Regions from separate parts of the Homo sapiens genome. Here region 1 is linked to region 2. Evidence: read pairs that join two places in POLR2A ChIA-PET (ENCODE). Cell type or tissue: OCI-LY7. All regions are shown on one strand. Links, peaks and the distances in the headings refer to the core of each region. The heading gives the core; the rest is flanking DNA. Region 1 overlaps ACAP2 (ArfGAP with coiled-coil, ankyrin repeat and PH domains 2). Region 2 has its middle 35 kb from the start of ACAP2.

Region 1 (5,387 bases), core at 334-5,333, 83 kb after region 2:
AGGTACATAAGGCTGTTGAGCTGAAAGAGGAAGTTGACTTAGGGTGATAGGTACTATGATGGACACATACATATAGGCACCTCTCCTGAGTCTCTAAACGGTTATTCAATTTACATGCAGCTTTTAGAAATACATGTATTATATAAAACAAAAGAATACAACAGTTTCAAAATCTGCACATTTTGAATATTTATTTCTATTTGATGATTTCTTTATTAGGTAGTTATGACTTAGAGCCTGAAATCCACCTTTAATGTTTGAGGATATTTATGTGCCTATTAATGATCTTGAATATCCTGCTATTGGCAATTTAGATTGCATCACCATGTGACCTAATTTTTTTTAAATTATTAATTTCATTTTAAGGCTATTGCCAAGTTGGAATGAAGGGTTTTTTTTTTTTGGTGGTGGTTGTTAGTTTTTAAGGATTTTAAATGGATGGGAAAAATAATTATTTAGCATACTTCTTCTTTTTTTTTTTTTTTTTTTTTCTTTTTTGAGACACAGTCTCACTCTGTCTCCCAGGCTGGAGTGCAGTGATGCAATCTTGGCTCACTGCAACCTCTGCCTCCCGGGTTCAAGCAATTCTCCTGCCTCAGCCTGCCAAGTAGTTGGGATTACAGACATGCGCCACCATGCCTGGCTAATTTTTGTATTTTTAGTAAGACAGGTTTTCACCATGTTGGCCAGGCTGGTATTGAACTCCTGACCTCAAGTGATCTGCCTGTCTCAGCCTCCCAAAGTGCTGGGATTACAGACGTGAGCCACCGTGCCCGGCCCATACTTCTTTTTTCTTTAAAATAATTTTATAAGGAAAATGTAATGCTCATGTTACACATTTAATGTATTTAGTTATTTTAATGTATACTCTTTTTACAAACAGTAGCTTAGAAAGTTTATTGCTACAAGAATATGCAGTTATCTGAGTGGAGAGAGTTCTATTTTTGAGCCTCATTCATTTCATAGCCATGTCTTGGTGGTAAACTTGCTGTTGGATTTTTTTCTCTTCTAGTTTTCTTATTTGTTTTTTTTTGAGATGGAGTTTTGCTCTTGTGTCCCAGGCTGGAGTGCAGTGGCGCGATCTCAGCTCACTGCAATCTCCACCTCCTGGGTTCAAGTGATTCTCCTGCCTCAGCCTCCCTAGTAGCTGGGATTACAGGTGCCTGCCACCACGCCTGGCTAATGTTCATATTTTTATTAGAGAAGGGGTTTCACCATGTTGGCTGGGCTGGTCTTGAACTCCTGACCTTATGTGATCCACCCACTTCAGCCTCCCAAAGTGCTGGGATTACAGGCATGAGCCACCACACCCAGCTTCTCTTCTAGTTTTATGTTTTTAGGTAACTATTTTTCAATTGATAATAAAAAACTATGATGCATGAATAGATAAGAGAATGAAGGTATTGTTATTAAAAATAAAGTATCTGTTTTTCTGAATTCTGGGCTTATTCAGCTTCTTAGAGTACAGACTGCTAGAGCTAAGTCCAAATTTTATTTTCTTTTATGTATTTCATATATGAGAAAAGATTTTCATTCATGTTCTTATATTTGACATTCTTAATGGTCAGTAAACTTTCTGTAAAGGGCCAGATAGTAAATATTTTATGCTTTGTGGGCCATATGGTCTCTCTTGCAGCTACTCAACTACGCCATCATGGCGTGGAAGCTGCCATAGAGACTACGGAAGTGAATTAACTTGTCTCTGCTTCCGTAAAACTTTAGAGGAACAGAAATTTGAGTTTAATATAATTTTCATGCATCACAAAATATTATTTTTTAAAAATATTTTTCAGCCACTTAAAAATGTAAGAACTATTTTTAGCTTATAGACTTTGTAAAAACAGGTTATGGGTCAAACTTGCCTGTTGGGTAATTGTTTGCTGACCTTTGTGACTGTGCTCATTGTCTTCTCTTTTCTTCCCTTTCTCTTAACATCTATCTCCCTTATTACTTATTCTCTGTTTTGCTCATTTTGCTGCTCAGTCATATATTTTATTTCATTATTAATGTGTATATAACTTGATTTTTTTAAATTAAATTTTAAGCTATGGAGGGTAGGGGTCTATAATTTTGGCCTCTTTATTGCCTTGCATTTTTATAAAAGTTATGTGCTTCGTAAAAATTGGGGAGGATTGCAGAGAATTAATATCTATCATTTAATATTTTGAAAGATTGTTGGGTAAATTCTTTTATTTCACTTATTAGTTTTTTAAACATATGTCCCAGAATGGTTCTATCTCAATGAATAGAAGTCATCTATTCATCTGCGAATTGATTTTGTTCTTTGTGTCATGTACTGTGATTGATGATATGAACAGTCCTCATTTAGTCTTTACCACCCCCTACTTTAAAAAAAAAAAAAAAAAAGAGATGGAGTCTTGCCCTGTGGCCCAGGCAGGAGCGCAGTGGTGCAGTCATAGCTCACTGTAACTTGAAACTCCTGGGTTAAATAAAGCAATCCTCCGGGCTCAAGCAGTCCTCCTGCCTCAGAATCCACAGTAGCTGGGATTACAGCCACACACTATGTGCCTAGCTAACATTTTTTATTTGGAATTTTTTGAGAGACTGAGTCTTGCTTTGTTGTCCAAGCTGGTCTCAAACTCCTGGCCTGACGCTACTTTTTGTATTTTTAGTAGAGACTGGCTTTTGCTCTGTTGGCCAGGCTGGTCTAGAACTCCTGGCCTCAAGTGATCTGCCCAGCTCGGCTTCCCGAAGTGCTGGGATTACAGGCGTGAGCCACTGTGCCTTGCTGCTTACCTTTCTTTAAACATGTTGTTTTACAAAAGTGAATTAGTAGAATTGCACAGTGAAATAAGATTGGAGAAGTTACAAAAAGTTTATCCCAACCCATTTGTTTAGTAGAAACCAACGATTAAATCTCAAACTGGTCATTTCAACTAATTTGCTTGAAAGAAATGGAAGACTGAGTAAAGATAAATAAAGGTTAAAATGTAAATGAAGAGGGTATCTGACAATTAGCGTACTTAGTGAGTTTCTCCCTTGGCTCAACAAACATTTTGTTTGCGTGTCTGTACTGCTATGGGGAACTGAGACTAGTGAGCGAGGTGCACAGTGATAGAATGTGTGTGAGGTGCTGGAGGGGCACGGGAGGGTACGCCATTCAGCTTGAGTGGTTGAGGGGTTCCAGGAGGACCATGTCTTGGGGAGATGGTGTTTGGACTTCTTTTTCCCCTTTATTAGCTTTAAACGTTGCTTAGAAATGCATAGTTGCTGAAAATAGTTAAACAATCTAGAATTTAGTAAAAAGCGCAAATCCTTATTTATACTTTCTGCTATCAAATCCCCATTCTTCAGAGTTGTAGTTCGTAGACTGATAAATATGCTCCCAAATTGAGCTCATGCTATGCATATAATTTTGTAGCTTGCTTCCCCCCCCCCCAATATAATACTCTATCCTGTGCAGATTTCCATATCAGTAGATACAGATCAACCTCATTTAAAATCTTCTGCCTCACATAATGGTATGGATATATGGTAATTTATTTACATTATTTCCTATTGCTGCACATCTAGGTTTCTAACGCGTTACACTGAATATCCTCATACACATACATTTGTTCTCGTGTGTAAATTAAGTTTAAATGATGAGTAGGTGAAGGGACTGAGGACTGATGTGAATGAAAAATGTTTTCTAGGTTAAGGGGACAATGCATAGTTTGAAAAACGTTGCTGAAGCAAATGAGAAACTTTTAGTCAGGAAGAAGTATTTCTGTTTCTGTGCTACAGAGTGCAGCACCTTCCATTTTCTCCAGTCATATGCTAGAGCATCTCATTTTATCATAGGCATTTCTTTACTGAATAATTCAAAGTTATTTTCTTATTTTAGAGATTTAAACACTTCTTAAAAATAAATGTTACCCAGTGGAGAAGCAGAATCACAAGTCAATAAGATGATTATTCAGAGGTCACACAGAGGTGAAGTGGGAGTTCTGGAAATAGAGTTTTTTGTTTTATTTTGAGACAGTGGCACCTAGGCTGGAGTGCACTGAAGCGTCAACCTCCTAGGCCCAAGTGATCCTTCCACCTCAGCCTCCTGAGTAGCTGGGACTACAGGCGTGAGCCACCACGCCTGGCTCATCTTTTTATTTTTTGTAGAGACAGGGTCTTCCTGTGTTTCCTAGGCTGCTCTCGAACTCTTGGGTCCAAGCAGTCCTTCCCCTCAGCCTCCCAAAGTGCTGGGATTACAGGTGTGAGCCACCATGCTTGTTCTGGAAATAGTTTTCATCCTAGCTCTGTCTCCTGAGAATATCTTACTCAGTGTAAATCCCCCATTACTATCCAACTTAAAAATTTAGTTAAATCTTAAAATACCTACTTGAGAATTGCTAGTTTATCAAGTAGATATATGAAAATGGCATAAATGACTTAAAGTAGATGAATTACATTTTGTTATACATACTCTTGAGTGTAAAATGTTTTCATCCCCAAAACTTAGTTGCTGCTATTTTGTTTCAGACAAATTTCCAATTTTGAAATGTTGCCTTGTAGTGTGGTATGAAGTGCTAACTGTTATTATAATTGTATTCTCTTTTGTCAATAAGACAATATTTGGCTTATTTAGTTCTGCATTTTACATAATCTAACCTTTGCTAATTTTTCTGTATTAAAATTATATTGCTAGGAGAAGAAGAGAGATGAAAATTAGTCTTAGGTACTGATTAAAAAATACTTTGGAAACAAAACAAGGGTGGTATTGTTCTGAGCTATTTCTGAAAGTAAAAGCTCTTCTTGGTTGCCAACAACGCCTTGCAGTTTGGTTGCATGTGTTTTGTTATCAAGAAATCCAATTCTTTGTACACCTCAACTTTTAAAATTTCTCACTTATTTAAAAAGTACGTGCTAAATAGCTGTATTTTGTGTTATTAATTGGAATGATACTAATGCTTTGAGTATAAATTAGCGTAATGTGTTCTGTCATTGTCCTAAACAGTAATTGTATTACCTGTTGTATTGCATGATTATGAAGTATTGATACTAAATTCCAAGGTAATTATTACTTCATGTGAAGTGTAATTTTTAAGCATTCATATCTATCTTTTCATTTAGAGTTACTTTTCAAGAGTAAAGTGTACATTTAAACAAACGAAATAACTTATTTTATATTTAATTTTTCTAGGGCAGCTTTGGAAGAAGTAGAAGGTGATGTGGCAGAATTGGAACTAAAACTTGATAAGGTAAATTTTACAAGTTAGCTTTTTGAAACATTGATTCTCGTTTGCTGTAAATAATGATTAGTACCTACAGTAGTAGGTCTCTTTTTTATTTTTTGGAGACAGAGTCTCACTCTGTCGCCCAGGCTGAAGTGCAGTGGCATGATCTCAGCTCACTGCAACCTCCGTCTCCTGGGTTCAAACGATCCTCCTGCC
Region 2 (5,387 bases), core at 252-5,251:
GTTATATCATACAGAGCAGCTTCACTATATCTACCACTGTGATATCACACAGAGCAGCTTCACTATATCTACCAGTGTGATATCATACAGAGGAGCTTCACTGTATCTACCCCTGTGATATCGCACAGAGGAGCTGCACTATATCGACCACTGTGATATCATACAGAGCAGTTTCAGTGTATCTACCACTGTGATATCGCACAGAGCAGCTTCCCTGTATCTACCGCTGTGATATCATACAGAGGAGCTTCACTGTATCTACCACTGTGATATCGCACAGAGGAGCTTCACTGTATCTACCACTGTGATATCATACAGAGGAGCTTCACTGTATCTGCCGCTGTGATATCGCACAGAGGAGCTTCACTATATCTACCACTGTGGTATCATATATAGGAGCTTCACTATATCTACCACTGTGATATCATACAGAGGAGCTTCACTATATCTACCACTGTGATATCACACAGAGGATCTTCACTATATCTACCACTGTGATATCACACAGAGGAGCTTCACTATATCTACCACTGTGATATCACACAGAGGAGCTTCACTGTATCTATCACTGTGATATCATACAGAGCAGCTTCACTATATCTACCACTGTGATATCATACAGGGGAGCTTCTCTATAACTACCACTGTGATATCATACAGAGCAGCTGCACTGTTGATATCATACAGAGCAGCTTCACTGTATCTCCCACTGTTATATCATACCGAGCAGCTTCACTCTATCTACCACTGTGATATCACACAGAGCAGCTTCACTATATCTACCAGTGTGATATCATACAGAGGAGCTTCACTGTATCTACCCCTGTGATATCGCACAGAGGAGCTGCACTATATCGACCACTGTGATATCATACAGAGCAGTTTCAGTGTATCTACCACTGTGATATCGCACAGAGCAGCTTCCCTGTATCTACCGCTGTGATATCATACAGAGGAGCTTCACTGTATCTACCACTGTGATATCGCACAGAGGAGCTTCACTGTATCTGCCACTGTGATATCGCATAGAGGAGCTTCACTGTATCTACCACTGTGATATCGCACAGAGGAGCTTCACTGTATCTGCCACTGTGATATCACACAGAGGAGCTTCCCTGTATCTTCCCCTGTGATATCGCACAGAGGAGCTTCACTGTATCTGCCACTGTGATATCATACAGAGGAGCTTCACTGTATCTACCACTGTGATATCACACAGAGCTGCTTCACTGTATCTACCACTGTGATATCACACAGAGGAGCTTCACTGTATCTGCCACTGTGATATCGCACAGAGGAGCTTCACTGTATCTACCACTGTGATATCATACAGAGGAGCTTCACTGTATCTACCACTGTGATATCATACAGAGCTGCTTCACTGTATCTACCACTGTGATATCACACAGAGGAGCTTCACTGTATCTGCCACTGTGATATCGCACAGAGGAGCTTCACTGTATCTGCCACTGTGATATCACACAGAGGAGCTTCCCTGTATCTACCCCTGTGATATCGCATAGAGGAGCTTCACTGTATCTACCACTGTGATATCATACAGAGGAGCTTCACTGTATCTACCACTGTGATATCATACAGAGCTGCTTCACTGTATCTACCAGTGTGATATCACACAGAGGAGCTTCACTGTATCTGCCACTGTGATATCGCACAGAGGAGCTTCACTGTATCTACCACTGTGATATCATACAGAGGAGCTTCACTGTATCTACCACTGTGATATCATACAGAGCTGCTTCACTGTATCTACCACTGTGATATCATACAGAGGAGCTTCACTGTATCTGCCACTGTGATATCGCACAGAGGAGCTTCACTGTATCTGCCGCTGTGATATCACACAGAGGAGCTTCACTATATCTGCCGCTGTGATATCACACAGAGGAGCTTCCCTGTATCTACCGCTGTGATATCACACAGAGGAGCTTCACTATATCTACCACTGTGATATCATACAGAGGAGCTTCGCTGCCCTAAAAATCCTCTCCACTGATTCATTCCTTCCTCCTCCCAACCCCTGGCAACCACTGGGCTTTTTGTTAGTTCCATAATTTTGCCTTTTCCAGAATGTCCTCTAGTTGGAATCATACAGTATATAGCCTTTTCAGATTGACTTCTTTCACATAGTAATATGCGTTTCAGCTTCCTCCGTATCTTTTCATGGCTGGATAGCTCATTTCTTTTTAACACTGAGTGTTATTCCGTTTTCGGTATATACCATAGTTTATCCATTAATCCACCGGAGGACATCTTGGTTGCTTATAAGTTTTGGAGATTATGAATAAAGCTGCTGCAAACATCTGTGTACAGGTTTTAACGTGTACAGGTCCTTTGGGTAAATACAAAGGAGTGCAGTTGCTGGATCATACAGTCAGAGTTTTATTTAGTTTTGTAAGAATCTGCCAAGCTATCTTCCAATGCACCTGAACCATTTTCCCACCAGCAATAAATGAGAGTTCCTATTGCTCCACATCCTTGTCAGCATTTAGTGTTGTAAGTGTTCTGGTTTTTAGCCACACTAATGATTTGCATTTCCCAGATGATATGTGATGTGGAGCTTTTTTTTTTTTTTTTAAGAAACAAGGTCTTGCTGTCGTCCAGACTGGAGTACAGTGGCACAATCACGGCTCACTGCACACCCACAACCTCCAGACTCAAGCAATCCTCCCACCTCAGCCTCCCAAGTAGCTGGAACTACAGGCATGCGCCACTGTGCTTGGCTAATTTTTGTTTTTCTTGTAGAGATGGGGTTTCACCATGTTGTCCAGGCTGGTCTCAAACTCCTGAGCTCAAGCAATCCTCCCACCTCAGCCTCCCAAACTATTGGGATTACAAATGTGAGCCACCACACCCAGCCAATTTTTAGATTTTTTTGTAGAGCCAAGGTCTCACTATGTTACCCAGGCTGGTCTCCAACTCCTGGGCTGAAGCAATCTTCACACTTCCCACAGTGCTGGGATCACAAGCGTGAGCCACCATGCCCAGCTGGTTGTTTTATTATTGTTGAGCTTTAAGAGTTCTTTGTATATGTTGAATAACAGTCCTTTATCATATAAATCTTTTGCAAATATATTCTCCCAGTATGTGGCTTGTTTTCTTTCTCTTGAATGAATTTTGAGAACTATACTTTGAACACTTAGCTTTCTTTTTTGCCCAGATTCTGGAAAAATAGTATTACATATGTTGATGAGAATTCTCTGAAGAATTAAAAATAAGAGATAAATGTTGATGAGGATGTGGAGAAAAGAGAACCCTTGTAAACTGTTTGGGGAATATAAATTGGTACAACCATTATGGGAAACCATATGAAGCTTCCTCAAATAATTAAAAATAGAACTACTGTATGATCCAGCAATTCCATTTCTGGGTATATATCCAAAGCAAATGAAACTGGTATGTTGAAGAGATGTAAGTGTCCACCAACAGTTGAATGTATAAAGAAAATGTGGTGTATATACACAGTGGAATATTATTCAGCCTTAAAAAAGAAATGCTGTCATTTGCAAGGACATGGATGAACGTGGAGGACATATGTTAAGTGAAATAAGCCAGGCACAGAAATGCAAATACTGCATGACCCCACTTACGTGTGGAATCTAAAAAAGTCAAACTCAGAAGTAAAGAGTAGAATGGGCCAGACGTGGTGGCTCACACCTGTAATCCCAGCACTTTGGGAGGCCAAGTCGGGAGGATCATGAGATCAGGAGATCAAGACCATCCTGGCTAACATGGTGAAACCCTGTCTCTACTAAAAATGCAAAAAAAAAATTAGCCGGGCATGGTGATGGGCACCTGTAGTCCCAGCTACTCTGGAGGCTGAGGCAGGAGAATGGTGTGAACCCGGGAGGCAGAGCTTGCAGTGAGCTGAGATCGTGCCACTGCACTCCAGCCTGGGTGACAGAGTGAGACTCCGCCTCAAAAAAAAAAAAAAAAAAAAAGAGCTTGGGTGACAGGGTAATACTCTGTCTGGAAAAAAAAAAAAAAAGAGTAGAATGATGGTTGCCAGTGGCTGGGGTTTGGGGTTGGAAAGATGTTGGTCAAAGGACATAAAGTTTCAGTTAGATGAAGGAATAACTTGGGGTAATCTGTTGTTAAATATGGTGACTATAGTTAATAACAGTGTTTTGGCTGGGTGCAGTGGTTCACCCCTGTAATCCCAGTACTTTGGAAGGCCGAGGTAGGAGGATCACTTGAGGCCAGGAGTTCAAGACCAGCCTAAGTAACATGGTGAGACGCTGTCTCTAAAACATAAAAAATAAAATGAGCTGGGTGTGGTGGTACATGCCTGTAGTTCCAGCTACCTGGGAGGCTGAAGCGGGAGGGTTGCTTGAGCCTAGGAGGTCAAGGCTGAAGTGAGTTATGATTGTGCCACTGCACTCCAGCCTGGGGGACAGAGTGAGACCCTGTCTCAAAAAAAAAAAAAAAAATTAATAACAGTGTTTTATATACTTGAAAATTGCTGAAAGAGCAGATTTTAAATGTTCTTAGGATGAAAAACTAAGTATATGAGGTGATGGATGTGTTAGTTTGATTTAACTATTCCACGATGTATATACATAAATCAAAAATGTGTGTACATACCATAAATATATAATTTTATTTGTTAATTTAAAAAATTAAAACAGAAGGGTGTATTCTTCTTTTCGAGATCTTCTAGATTTTTTATGTAAATGCAAGTGAGTAAAAATGTGATGACTTTTTGGTTGTTGTTTGTTGGTTTGTTTGAGATGGAGTTTTGCTCTTGTTGCCCAGGCTGGATTGCAATGGCGTGATCTTGGCTCACTACAACCTCTGCCTCCTGGGTTTGAGCTATTCTGCTGCCTTAGCCTCCCAGGTAGCTGGGATTGCAGGTGCCTGCCACCATGCCCGGCTAATTTTTTAATATTTCTAGCAGAAATGGGGTTTCACCATGTTGGCCAGGCTGGTCTTGAACTCCTGTCCTCAAGCGATCCGCCCACCTCGGCCTCCCAAAGTGCTGGGATTACAAGTATGAGCCACCCCGCCAGGCCTCTTTTTTTGAGACAGAGTCTCACTCTGTTGTCCAGCCTGGAGTGCAGTGGTGCAATCTGGGCTCACTGCAACCTGTGCCTCTCGAGTTCAAGTGATTCTCCTGCTTCAGCCTCCTGAGTAGCTGGGATTACAGGCATGCAGCAAGACGCCTGGCTAAATTTTGTATTTTGTATTTTTATTAGAAACGGGGTTTTGCCATATTGGCCAGGCTGGTCTTGAACTCCTGACATTAAGTGATCCACCCACCTCAGCCTCCCAAAGTGCTGGGATTACAAGCTTAAGCACCGCACCCGGTCGACTTTTCCTCTCCTCTCCCCTCCCCTCCCCTCCCCTCCCCTCCTCCCCTCTCCTCTCCT

Evidence for each region. ChIA-PET counts read pairs that join two places held together with the same protein. Peaks named below come from ENCODE experiments on the same cell type or tissue, not always from the same donor. Only the 100,000 strongest peaks of a DNase experiment are listed, where the experiment ranks them.
Region 1: POLR2A ChIA-PET joins it to region 2 with 5 read pairs; 2 of 35 experiments call an interaction of 5 or more read pairs at or near these places.

The regions. Positions count from the first base shown.
Region 1 is chr3:195,391,898-195,397,284 of GRCh38, reverse strand. It overlaps ACAP2 (ArfGAP with coiled-coil, ankyrin repeat and PH domains 2), which reads left to right. Exons shown (of 23, transcript NM_012287.6): 2 at 5,138-5,195. Among named protein-coding and RNA genes, the nearest start is that of ACAP2, 48 kb to the left of the region's middle. RefSeq lists an enhancer at 2,442-2,531. In OCI-LY7, for the core only: no CTCF peak of the experiment used is centred there; a DNase peak (open chromatin) is centred at 3,044.
Region 2 is chr3:195,474,913-195,480,299 of GRCh38, reverse strand. No RefSeq gene overlaps it. Among named protein-coding and RNA genes, the nearest start is that of ACAP2, 35 kb to the right of the region's middle. In OCI-LY7, for the core only: no CTCF peak of the experiment used is centred there; no DNase peak of the experiment used is centred there.